3 separate regions of the Homo sapiens genome follow, and regions 1 and 3 are each linked to region 2. The links are chromatin contacts, found by Hi-C or POLR2A ChIA-PET in ENCODE. All regions are on one chromosome and are shown on one strand. The core of a region is the stretch at or near the end of the contact, and the rest is flanking DNA. Distances in the headings are between cores, read along the strand shown.

Region 1 (3,513 bases), core at 315-2,814, 1.1 Mb after region 2:
CTCTTCTGTTCCTGGCGGGCATGGCAGAACCGGTTGGGCCAGATGACCGGTCTGGGTGGTACCAGCTGATCCATCCAGTGCACGCTCTGCTAAATATTTCAGGCACTGATCTTTGAGCTTAGGTTTTTGTTGTTGTTGTGCTTTTTGAGACAGAGTCTTGCTCCGTCACCCAGGCTGGAGCACAATGGCATGATCTTGGCTCACTGCAACTTCCACCTCCAGGGTACAAGCGATTCTTCTCCTTCAGCTTCCCAAGTAGCTGGAACTACAAGCGAGCGCCACCACCCCAGGCTACTTTTTGTATTTTTAGTAGAGACAGGGTTTCACCATACTGGCCAGGCTGGTCTCAAACTCCTGACCTCGTGATCCACCCGACTTGGCCTCCCAAAGTGCTGGGATTACAGGCGTGAGCCACCACACCCGGCCTGATCTTAGATTTTACAATAGTGATGTTATCCCCAGGAGCAATTTGGGGAGGTTCAGACTCTTTTTTTTTTTCAGACTGAGCCTCGCTCTGTCGCCCAGGCTGGAGTACAGTGGCTCCATCTCGGCTCACTGCAACCTCTGCCTCCCAGGTTCAAGCGATTCTCCTGCCTCAGCCTCCCGAGTAGCTGGGACTACAGGCGCCCGCCACCACGCCCGGCTAATTTTTTGTATTTTTAGTAGAGACAGGGTTTCATCGTATTAGCCAGGATGGTCTCGATCTCCTGACCTCATGATCTGCCCGCCTCGGCCTCCCAAAGTGCTGGGATTACAGGCGTGAGCCACGGCGCCCGGCCAATTTCTAATTTTGCAGCTGATTTATTAGTCCTGCAAAGGCAGACTGGTCTTCAGGCAAGACGGGGGTTTTTTCTGGAAAGGGCTGTTGACTTTGATTCAGAGTGAAACCATGAACTGAAATCCTTCCCAAAGTTAGCTCTGCCCACGCCCAGGAATGAACCAGGACAGCTTAAGGGTGGGAAGCACGACGGAGCCCCTTAGGTCTCATCTCTTCCACTGTCATTTCCTCAGTGATAATTTTTGCAAAGGCGGTTTCAGAGGCCGCAGTGACGTGAGATCGCGCCACTGCACTCCAGCCTGGGCGACAGAGAGAGTCCCTGTCTCACGAAAAGAACTAAACGGAAAAAAAAAAAAAAAAAAAATAGGGCGGTGCCACGGCCTTCGGGGAAGCCGGCAGAGAGGTGCGGGCGCCCAGCCCAGGGCAGGCGGGCAGGGCTGAGGGCGCGGATCCCCAACCAGGCCCCGCGCACCTTCATGACGGTTCAGAACTGCTCCGAGGCAAACTCAGACAACTCTCTGAGGACAACGTCCGCCCCCGCGGCGCCCGCCTCTCTTCGGGGCCAGGGACCGGGGTGTCGGTCCTATTCGAAAGGGACGGAGAACTACATTTCCCGGCATGCCATCGCGCACTCCGGGCCTGCGACGGAAAGAGCTCTTCGCAGCCGAACGTCATTTCCGCTGCGCTACTGGGACCACGTTCTGTAGTCGTGAGCGGAGGCCTGGTATGGCGCCCGGTTTCCGGTTTCCGGCGACGGAAGTGACGCTATCACGGCGCGCCAAGGCGTCAGTCGAGGAGTCAAGGCAGCAATGAATCGTGTCTTGTGTGCCCCGGCGGCCGGGTGAGCTCCTCAAGGTCTCGGAGGGCCGAGGGCAGACACCGGCGGGCGGGCGGAGCGCTTACTGCTCTCTCTCTTCCAGGGCCGTCCGGGCGCTGAGGCTCATAGGCTGGGCTTCCCGAAGCCTTCATCCGTTGCCCGGTTCCCGGGATCGGGCCCACCCTGCCGCCGAGGAAGAGGACGACCCTGACCGCCCCATTGAGTTTTCCTCCAGCAAAGCCAACCCTCACCGCTGGTCGGTGGGCCATACCATGGGAAAGGGACATCAGCGGCCCTGGTGGAAGGTGCTGCCCCTCAGCTGCTTCCTCGTGGCGCTGATCATCTGGTGCTACCTGAGGGAGGAGAGCGAGGCGGACCAGTGGTTGAGACAGGTGTGGGGAGAGGTGCCAGAGCCCAGTGATCGTTCTGAGGAGCCTGAGACTCCAGCTGCCTACAGAGCGAGAACTTGACGGGGTGCCCGCTGGGGCTGGCAGGAAGGGAGCCGACAGCCGCCCTTCGGATTTGATGTCACGTTTGCCCGTGACTGTCCTGGCTATGCGTGCGTCCTCAGCACTGAAGGACTTGGCTGGTGGATGGGGCACTTGGCTATGCTGATTCGCGTGAAGGCGGAGCAGAATCTCAGCAGATCGGAAACTGCTCCTCGCCTGGCTCTTGATGTCCAAGGATTCCATCGGCAAGACTTCTCAGATCCTTGGGGAAGGTTTCAGTTGCACTGTATGCTGTTGGATTTGCCAAGTCTTTGTATAACATAATCATGTTTCCAAAGCACTTCTGGTGACACTTGTCATCCAGTGTTAGTTTGCAGGTAATTTGCTTTCTGAGATAGAATATCTGGCAGAAGTGTGAAACTGTATTGCATGCTGCGGCCTGTGCAAGGAACACTTCCACATGTGAGTTTTACACAACAACAAATGAAAATAAATTTTAATTTTATAATATGGGATTAGATGATTCCCTTTTTTTGCATCTAGTTTTTAAAAAGGGGGTATTTGGGCAGCTATTGTTTTTTATTTTAATCTCTTCTTGTTTACCAGAGCACGTAAGTTAGTTGCACCAGCAGCTATTTTTAAAAGTTTCCTTTTCCGGTCGGGCGCGGTGGCTGACGCCTGTAATCCCAGCACTTTGGGAGGCTGAGGCGGGCGGATCACGAGGTCAGGAGATCGAGACCATCCTGGCCAACACGGTGAAACCCTGTGTCTACTAAAAAATACAAAAAATTAGCCGGGCGTGGTGGCGGGCCCCTGGAGTCCCAGCTACTCCGGAGGCTGAGGCAGGAGAATGGCGTGAACCCTGGAGGCGAAGCTTGCAGTGAGTCGAGATCGCGCCACTGCACTCCAGCCTGCACGACAAAGCGAGACTCCGTCTCAAAAAAAAAAAAAAAGTTTCGTTTTCCTTTTTTTTTTTTTTTCCAGAGTGGGAACTGAGGAAAGAAACCTACATATATATTACCGAATAGTACCAGAAATGAGGAACTTTTGCAGTTTTCTGCAAAACTTTTTAAGCAAGGCAACCATTTTCTGAGTAGAATACAACTAGTGAGTATTTCTTTTCACAAATGATGGGCACTATTTTGGGTTACCTAAGTGATTGTTTTTTGTTTTTTTGTTTTGTTTTGTTTTGTTTTTATTTTTGAGACAGGGTCTCACTCTGTCTCCCAGACTGGAGTGCAGTGGCACAATTTTGGCTCACTGCAACCTCTTGTCTCCTGGGTTCAAGCAGTTCTTCTGCCTCAGCCTCCCGAGTAGCTAGAACTACAGGCTTGTGCCACCACACCCGGATAATTTTTAAATTTTCAGTAGAGACGGGCTTTTGGCATGTTGGCCAGGCTGGTCTCAAACTCCTGACTTCAAGTGATCTCTCCTCCTCGGCCTCTCACAGTGCTGGGATTACAGATGGG
Region 2 (3,853 bases), core at 773-3,272:
CTGGGCGTGTTGGTGCATGCCTGTAATCCCAGCTACTGGGAAGGCTGAGGCAGGAGAATCACTTGAACCCAGGAGGCTGAGGTTGCAGTGAGCCAGGATCGCGCCGGGCTGGGCAACAGAATGAGACTCCGTGTTAAAAAAAAAAAAAAAAAAAGGCTGGGCACAGTGGCTCACGCCTGTAATCCCAGCACTTTCAGAGGCCTAGGCGGGCGAATCAATTGAGGTCAGGAATTCAAGACCAGCCTGGCCAACATAGTGAAACCCTGTCTCTACCAAAAATACAAAAAAATTAGTCAGGTGTGGTGGCGTGCGCCTGTAATCCCAGCTACTAAGGGGGCTGAGGCGGAGAATCGCTTGAACCCGGGAGGCGGAAGCTGCAGTGAGCAGAGATCGCACCACTGCACTCCAGCCTGCGCAACACAGCCAGGCTCCGTCACACACACACAAACCGAACTGCAAAGTAATAGCAAAAGTGTAAACCCATTTAGAAAAAACGTGTGTGACATAAATGTGATAAAAGGAACAGGGCCAGTCTGGGAGGGAGTACCCGGACGCTCCGGAGCTGTCCCAGACTCCAGGGGCGGAAAAGCCGGGCTGAAGAGGTGCCCTTCCTCCACGCTTCTGGTGCCAATCTCCCCTGCTGCGCCCACCCTGGGTCCCTAGCCTGGGCTCCAAACCAACTCCGAGCTAGGGAAGCTCCGAGCCAGGGTGCTTCTAGAGTGTCCGGCCCACCCCTCCGCTTCATTTCCCAAGACAGTGAGGGCGGGGCTAGAGGCCAGGTGCGGAGGTGCGGGACAGGAGCCAAGCTGGGTCGTAGTGGGATCCACCTGTGCGTGATACGTAACAGAAGGGAGAGGCGAGGCGCGGGGAGGTCCGCAGGGATGTGGGAGACGCGACGGGGAGGACTGGGACGAAACAAACTAGGTCCGCAAGGGTATAAGGGGAGCAGCTCGGAGGGTTGGGGCGAGGCGGGGTCTACAGGGGTGTGGGGGGCTTGGCAGGGAGCGCTGGGGCGACGCGGAGCTCCGCAGCGTTGGCGGGGAGCGTTGTGGGGAGACGGGGTCTGCAGGAATGTGAGGGCGCGGTGGGGAGCGTAGCGGGGTATGCAAGGTTGTGAGGGTTGTGGATGGGAGGGCTGGGGCGAGGCGGGGTCCGCAGAGATGTGGGGGGCGCAGAGATGGGGGGGGTCCGCGGGCCCGCCGGGGACCGCGCAGCCTCGGGCTCTGTGCCCGGGGCCGCGCGGGTTAACTAGAGAAGGTGACGCGCGCCCCTGTTGCTCAGCCGCGGCGCGTGCCTTCCCTGCGGCGATCCTAATTGGCCCGACAGAAGCCCGCCCCCAGAAGCCCCTCCCACAGTAGGCAAGGCCCCGCGTGCCGCAACGCTCCCAGAGTTGCGCGTCAGCCTGGACTCAGCGCCTGCGCTACGAGGCTGGGCGGGGCGCGGCCGGATCGGTCGAGAGCGTCCTGGCTGATGACGGTCTCCCGTGCCCACGCCCCAAACGCAGTCTCTGGCCTGGATGTGCTCGGAGCCCACGAGGTGCAGAGGCTCGGACGGCGAAAGGGACCTGGCTGAGATCTGGGTCTTAAACCGCGGGCTCGGCCCAGCATCCCGGCAGCGTGCGCCCACAAGTGACACCCGGCCGGGCGCGGTCTGCGGGATCGCAGGCGCCGGGTCTCATCTCCAGTTCACACACGGGACGAAACGGGCCACCCCTACCAGCTCTGAGAGCATGCACCTCCAACTCCATCCCTCCCCACATGCCCGACCCCCCAACCCGTAACTCAGGCAGACACCTGGGCGTCCCCCTTCAGCGAATGCCCACACCGCGGGCAGGCCTGCCCCTCACCCCGCAGTCAGGGCGCCCTGCATCCTTCTTTGTAAAACCCATAGCTGTAGAGGGAGCGGAATGGTGGGGCAGGGCTGGGAGCCCAGCGGGAGTGAGTGGTGGGGAATGATGGTGGCCAAGGTCACACAAAGCAGTGAATTCACTTCATGTCACAGAACTGCTCAGGTTACGATAGTTACTTTTGTTATGTATTTTACCACAATTTTTAAAAAGCAAACCAAAACCAACCAAGAGTGCTTCCCCCACACCTCAAAATCATCCTGCAGCAGCTCCCTGGCCCAGCTCTCTCTCACCCTGACCCTGGGCCCCTCTCCCACCACCCAGGGCTAGCCCTGTGGACCAACCATCTCTGCCAGCCCCTCCCCGACCCTCCAGCCAGGGAGGTGGGGCGCTGGCCGGTGAATGGGGCAGGCCAGGCCCAAAGGCTGGCCCAGGGCTCACCAGCTCTGGACTGGGCGTCCCGTCTGAGGTGGGGATGACCAACATGCCAGCTCTGGGTTTTAGCTGAGGATGGGCACATCAAGCACTGACAGCCAGCAAGCTGGGCACAGGCGATGCTCAACCTCTAACACATCGGCTGAGAACCTCACCTGCCTCTCCCTGCCTGGGAGCCCTGGCAAGACAGCTCCTCTCCCAGGCCCAGCACAGGCAGGCGCTGGACAGCCACTTCCTAAGGGGTGCGCGGCCGTCAAGGCAGAGGTGGGTATCCCTGCACCTCACACCTCTCAGGAGGTCAGGATCCACATCCGTCGCCTGCTTTCCTGGGCTGCCCCTGGGGCTTGTGGGCTGAGATCAACCCCTTGTGCCCTGCCCCAGGCCCTCCCTCAGGCGAGGCCCTGCCCAGGCAGGTGGTTCTTCCCTGGCTGTTCCCTTCCAACAGGTGGGGCCCAGACCATCCTATCTCTTTGGACCTGGAGACATTTCCTTAACTGGGCTTTGCAGCAGAGGGAAGAGAACAGTGGCAGAGCCAGGCGCGTACCTCCTGTGCCCAGGACAGCACCTGTAAGCAAGGGGGAAGGGAGCCACCCACCCCAGAACTCAAATGGAGAGAAAGTCAAGACAATCACCCCTGACGTGGGGCTGCACCAATCCCTGACGTCTGACCCCACTGTGGCTGTCCTCAGAGCCAAGAGGGCTCCAGAAGCCCACCCGCCTCGAAGCTGTTCAGGGAGCCTCACGGCCCGTGTTTGCCACATGGGTGTGTGCCAGGGCCAAGGGGACACAGAAGATGGCAGGATGACACTAATGGGGTGAGCAGGGCACACTGGTGCCTCCCATACTGCCCTCCAGCACCAGGCAGGGTCACCACAGCCGGCAAGCACTGGGCCTGGGGATGTGTGAAGAGATAGGGTTATTGAGAAGAGAAAACAGAACGCTGGTCATCCGTGGCACTCAGGGCTAGGCAGTCCAGGGAGCAGAAAACAGGGGTCCCGGGCCCAGTCTCCCTCCTGGAGGTCAGAGCGGAGCCCCTGGCACTGTGCCCTGGCCCAGAACCAGGCTGTGGGCTCCACGCTGCACACCCCAACTCAGGAGCAGAAAGCAAACCCCTGACTGTCCACACTCCCTGTGACTGGTCCCCTTCCTGCCGGCTCTTCACCCCCAGCCCATGGTGGCTTCACCCCATGGCACCAGCCACTGACTGCCTGCCCCTCCCTCCCATAGTGACACTTTCCTGGGGTCTGCAGGTCTCCGGTCCACTTCATGCAGACAGGCCCTGTCCCCCACTGGGGCCCAAGGCCCAGGCTAAACTACAGCCCAGCCATCCCACCCCAGGCCGTGAATGCCTTCTCCAGGAGGGCAACCAAGGATGGTGCCACATGTGAGCACAAGCAAAACCCGGAGCCAAGGCGAGTCCTGCTGGGTGCACGTTTATCCCAGCCACCGCCTCCAGGGCGGCCGCACAGGCCCTGGGCATCAATCCAGCAGGGCTCCCGACTCACTCCCTGGAGACCAGCTCCCCAACCACCCGGCCCTGATGGCATCCCGCTGCGGCCAGGTGTCCTCTCA
Region 3 (3,444 bases), core at 808-3,307, 1.9 Mb after region 2:
GCGCAGATGGACTCTGGGGAGGCTGGATGCTGACTGCTCCCAGTTCATCTGGGGCCACATCCCATTCGGCTGGGTCCAGGCCCCCATGAGAGGGGATGAGGACCACACCGTCTCACTCACTCTGTTAACCACCTAAATTAAGAGGCATGCTCAGGCAGGCAAGCCCCAGTGATGCCACCTATCTAGTGTATTTTAGCCATGCCACTGGAAGTTAAAAACAAACGTTCAGGCCAGGCGCAGTGGCTCACGTCTGTAATCCCAGCACTTTGGGAGGCCGAGGTGGGCAGATCATGAGGTCAGGAGATTGAGACCATCCTGGCCGACATGCTGAAACCCCGTCTCTACTAAAATACACACAACAAAATTAGCCGGGCGTGGTGGCATACACCTGTAGTCCCAGCTACTCGGGAGGCTGAGACAGGGGAATCGCTTGAACCCAGGAGGCGGAGGTTGCAGTGAGCTGAAATTGTGCCACTGCACTCCAGCCTGGCGACAGAGTGAGACTCCGTCTCAAAAAAAAAAAAAAGAAAGAAAAGAAAAGAAAACAAAACAAAACAAATGTTCAGTAACTCATTACAGAGGTATTTTCTTCTAGCACAAAGCGTTGACTCCCTCAGCAGTAAGCAAATACCTCAGGGGAACAGCGTGCCTATAAGGACCTGTCATCTGTGCACGCTCGAGACAGGGTCCCAAGAGCAGCCCAGCAGCACCTGCCACCAGACCTGGGTCCGTGACACCTTCCCCGGGCCCATGACACCTTTCCCCAGATCTATAACACCTTCCCTCGGACCCCAGATGATCCCAGACCCATGACACCTTCCCTTAGGACCATGATGCCTTCCCCCAGATCTATGACACCTTCCCTCAGACCCCAGATGATCCTAGACCCATGACACCTTCCCCTGAGATCCCAGACCATGACACCTTCCCTTAGGCCCATGACACCTTCCCCTGAGATCCCAGACCCATGACACCTTTCCCCAGATCTATGACACCTTCCCTCGGACCCCAGATGATCCCAGACCCATGACAGCTTCCCTTAGGACCATGATGCCTTCCCCCAGATCTATGACACCTTTCCTCGGACCCCAGATGATCCTAGACCCATGACACCTTCCTTTTGGCCCATGACGCCTTCTACCGGGACCATGACATCTTTCCCCGGACCCCAGATCCTGGACCCATGACACCTTCCCTCGGACCTATGACACCTTCTCCCAGACCCCAGATCCTGCACCCATGACACCTTCCCTCCGGCCCACGACACCTTCCCCCGAGCCCATGACACCTTCCCTCGGACCCCAGATGATCCTAGACCCATGACACCTTCCCCAGGCCCATGACACCTTCTCTAGGACCCATGACACCTTCCCCTGGGCTCCAGATCCCGGACCCATGACACCTTCCCCTGAGATCCCGGACCCGTGACACCGTCCCCCAGACCCCGGGTCCATGGCACCGTCCCCGCTGGGCGCGTCCCTCTGGTCCGTCCTCCTGCCCCCCGGCGTCACCTCGGGACTGGAGCACGGGCACCCCGCAGCCACCGAGCTACCGAGTCTGGAAGCCAGGCAAAGGCGTTCCTGGGAACGTTCGGCGGCGCTTGGAAGGGCCGGGCCGAGGGCGAGCTCCGTGCCCAGCTCGCCGGGCTCGGGCCCCGCGTAGCAGCGCGCGCCGCGGGCCGGGCCTTACCGTTACTGTAGGCGTACGGGGACTCTGCCGCGCCGTCCTGCAGGCTCTCCAGGATCTCGCCCTTGCCCACGTCGCTGTCGCCCACCAGCAGGAACTTGAGCAGGTAGTCGTAGCTCTTCACCGGACTGCCCTGCGAGCCCATGGCCGCGCCGCCTGCGCCCCGCGCCGGCCGCCTGCCGAAGCACCGCCGGGTGAGGCCGCGGCGTGAGAGAGCCCGCGCCCCGCACCTGCGCCCGTTGCGTCCGCCCCACGGCGGCCGAGTGGGCGCGCCCGAAGCCCAGCGCCGGCCCCGCCCCGCCCGCGCCCGGGCGCACCTCAGCCTCGCCGCCGCCCCGCCGCTTCCCGCACCACCAGGGCCGCCGCGCCGCCCCACCCCCGGCCGCGCCGCCGCCATTGGCCACCCTTCGCCCGCCCTCCCGAGCCCATTGGCCCACCCGCCCGTCCGTCACGACTTCCCCGCCCTCACGGCGTTCCACACGGCGCCGCCAGACCTCCGGTCGCACCGCCTCTTCACCACCCCGCCCTGCCTTCCCGTAGTCACCAGAGGTCGCCCGCCGCCCTCCTTCCCTCAGCCATTGGCCTGTCTGCACGTCTGTCATGACCGCCCCTCCCCCGCCTTTCCCACACGGCGTTGCGGAGACAGCGGACGCCTGCCTCATCGCCGTCGCCATTGGCCACTCGCCTCCTGCTTTCCCGGAACCATTGGTTCGATTATAAGTTCACCAAGATCATTCCCTTCCCTGCGGCTGCCTCCCAGAGAAATCCCAGAGCCGCCGGCCGCCCCGCCCCCGGCCCACAACGCCGTTGTCCTCGCCCGCCCCGTCGCCGGCGCCATTGGGTCGCTTGCATGTCCATCACGGCTCTGCTAACCCCGCCCCTTTCCTACACGCTCGCCAATCAGGGGCTCGGAAGTCCACGTTGTTTGTATCCGCCCCTTCAACGCGCGGACGGGCGGCAGGATGCAGGCGCGCCCGAGCCGAGGCGATGCGGCTGAGTCCGGGAAACGAAAGCCCCTCGCAGGCTGTGCCGCCTGCTTCCGCAGAACCCTCGGAGGGAGCGGCGGGGTGGCCCCGGGCGCGTCCTCTCTAAGGCGGTGCGGCCAATCGGCGCTCGATGAGGCGGAACTTCCTCTCCGGGGCAGGGGCGGGACTTCCGCCCGGCGGCGGCGGGGCGCACCGTTGGGTCACCAGTGAGTCTGCAAAGTCGCTGAGGTTCTGGGACAGCGCGGCGTCACCGAGCGTGAGCCTTCCGCCCGGGGACGCGGCCGCCACAGCTCGGGACGCGGGGAGCGCGGCCGGCGCGAGCTCAAGACCCGGCCCGACGTGCTCACTGCGGCAGCGGCGCCTCCTGGACGGGGACCCAGGGCCCGGACCGCGCTCTTCCCGGGGGCGCCGCCGAGCCCTCGTCCCTGCCGGGCCCGGCTGCCGCAGGTGCGTGGGCGAGCGAGGCGGCTGCGTCCGCGGGCCCCGGCGTGGGGTCGGGGGTTGAGTGGGCACGTGGTTCTTTCTGGGGTGACGAGAAGGTCCTACCGTCGTGGGGATGGTCCTGCCTCTCTCGGTGAAGTTACTCACTCGGAACGGGTGAGCTTTGTGATACGTGCTCTGCGTTCAGTAGCGCTGTTACAGTCGTAAGTAAAAGCAGTAACGTCAGCGCCGACCCAGCGCAGCCCTCTCCAGACCGGGTGCGGAGCCCGTCACGTCTGCCCCGCCGGCGAGGAGCAGAGCCCGGCAAGAACCCTCCTCCAGAGGGGCCCCG

What was found. Hi-C counts contacts between places; a loop is a spot of excess contacts on that map. ChIA-PET counts read pairs that join two places held with the same protein, here RNA polymerase II (POLR2A). Pooled maps may share reads with other maps.
Region 1: a loop to region 2 is called in a pooled map, with 6 times the contacts of the local background. The contact joins the promoter of UQCC4 here to the promoter of CEMP1 in region 2. A Hi-C loop is called at or near these places in 9 of 50 pooled maps. POLR2A ChIA-PET finds 5 or more read pairs at or near these places in 2 of 52 experiments (H1 and activated CD8-positive, alpha-beta memory T cell).
Region 3: a map of CD8-positive, alpha-beta T cell shows a loop between it and region 2 (7-fold over the local background). The contact joins the promoter of RAB40C here to the promoter of CEMP1 in region 2. A Hi-C loop is called at or near these places in 1 of 168 maps with a recorded cell type or tissue (CD8-positive, alpha-beta T cell) and 7 of 50 pooled maps. POLR2A ChIA-PET finds 5 or more read pairs at or near these places in 1 of 52 experiments (H1).

What each region holds. Positions count from the first base shown.
Region 1 is chr16:1,418,798-1,422,310 of GRCh38, reverse strand. It overlaps UQCC4 (ubiquinol-cytochrome c reductase complex assembly factor 4), which reads left to right and starts at 1,564. Exons shown (of 2, transcript NM_001272051.2): 1 at 1,564-1,619; 2 at 1,699-2,559. The coding sequence starts at 1,588. The coding sequence ends at 2,065. RefSeq lists enhancers at 872-1,274, 564-1,417, 1,391-1,550, 1,801-1,850, 1,861-1,930 and 1 more.
Region 2 is chr16:2,529,577-2,533,429 of GRCh38, reverse strand. CEMP1 (cementum protein 1) reads left to right here and starts at 2,022. Exons shown (of 1, transcript NM_001048212.3): 1 at 2,022-3,395. The coding sequence starts at 2,357. The coding sequence ends at 3,100. AMDHD2 (amidohydrolase domain containing 2) reads right to left here. Exons shown (of 11, transcript NM_001330449.2): 11 at 2,013-3,853. It overlaps MIR3178 (microRNA 3178), which reads left to right and starts at 1,425; the gene lies at 1,425-1,508. RefSeq lists enhancers at 740-789, 90-791, 1,570-1,619.
Region 3 is chr16:588,679-592,122 of GRCh38, reverse strand. It overlaps RAB40C (RAB40C, member RAS oncogene family), which reads right to left and starts at 2,057. Exons shown (of 6, transcript NM_021168.5): 1 at 1,690-2,057. The coding sequence starts at 1,831. RefSeq lists silencers at 1,847-2,166, 2,257-2,376, 2,447-2,496, 2,507-2,566, 2,887-3,196 and an enhancer at 2,541-3,414.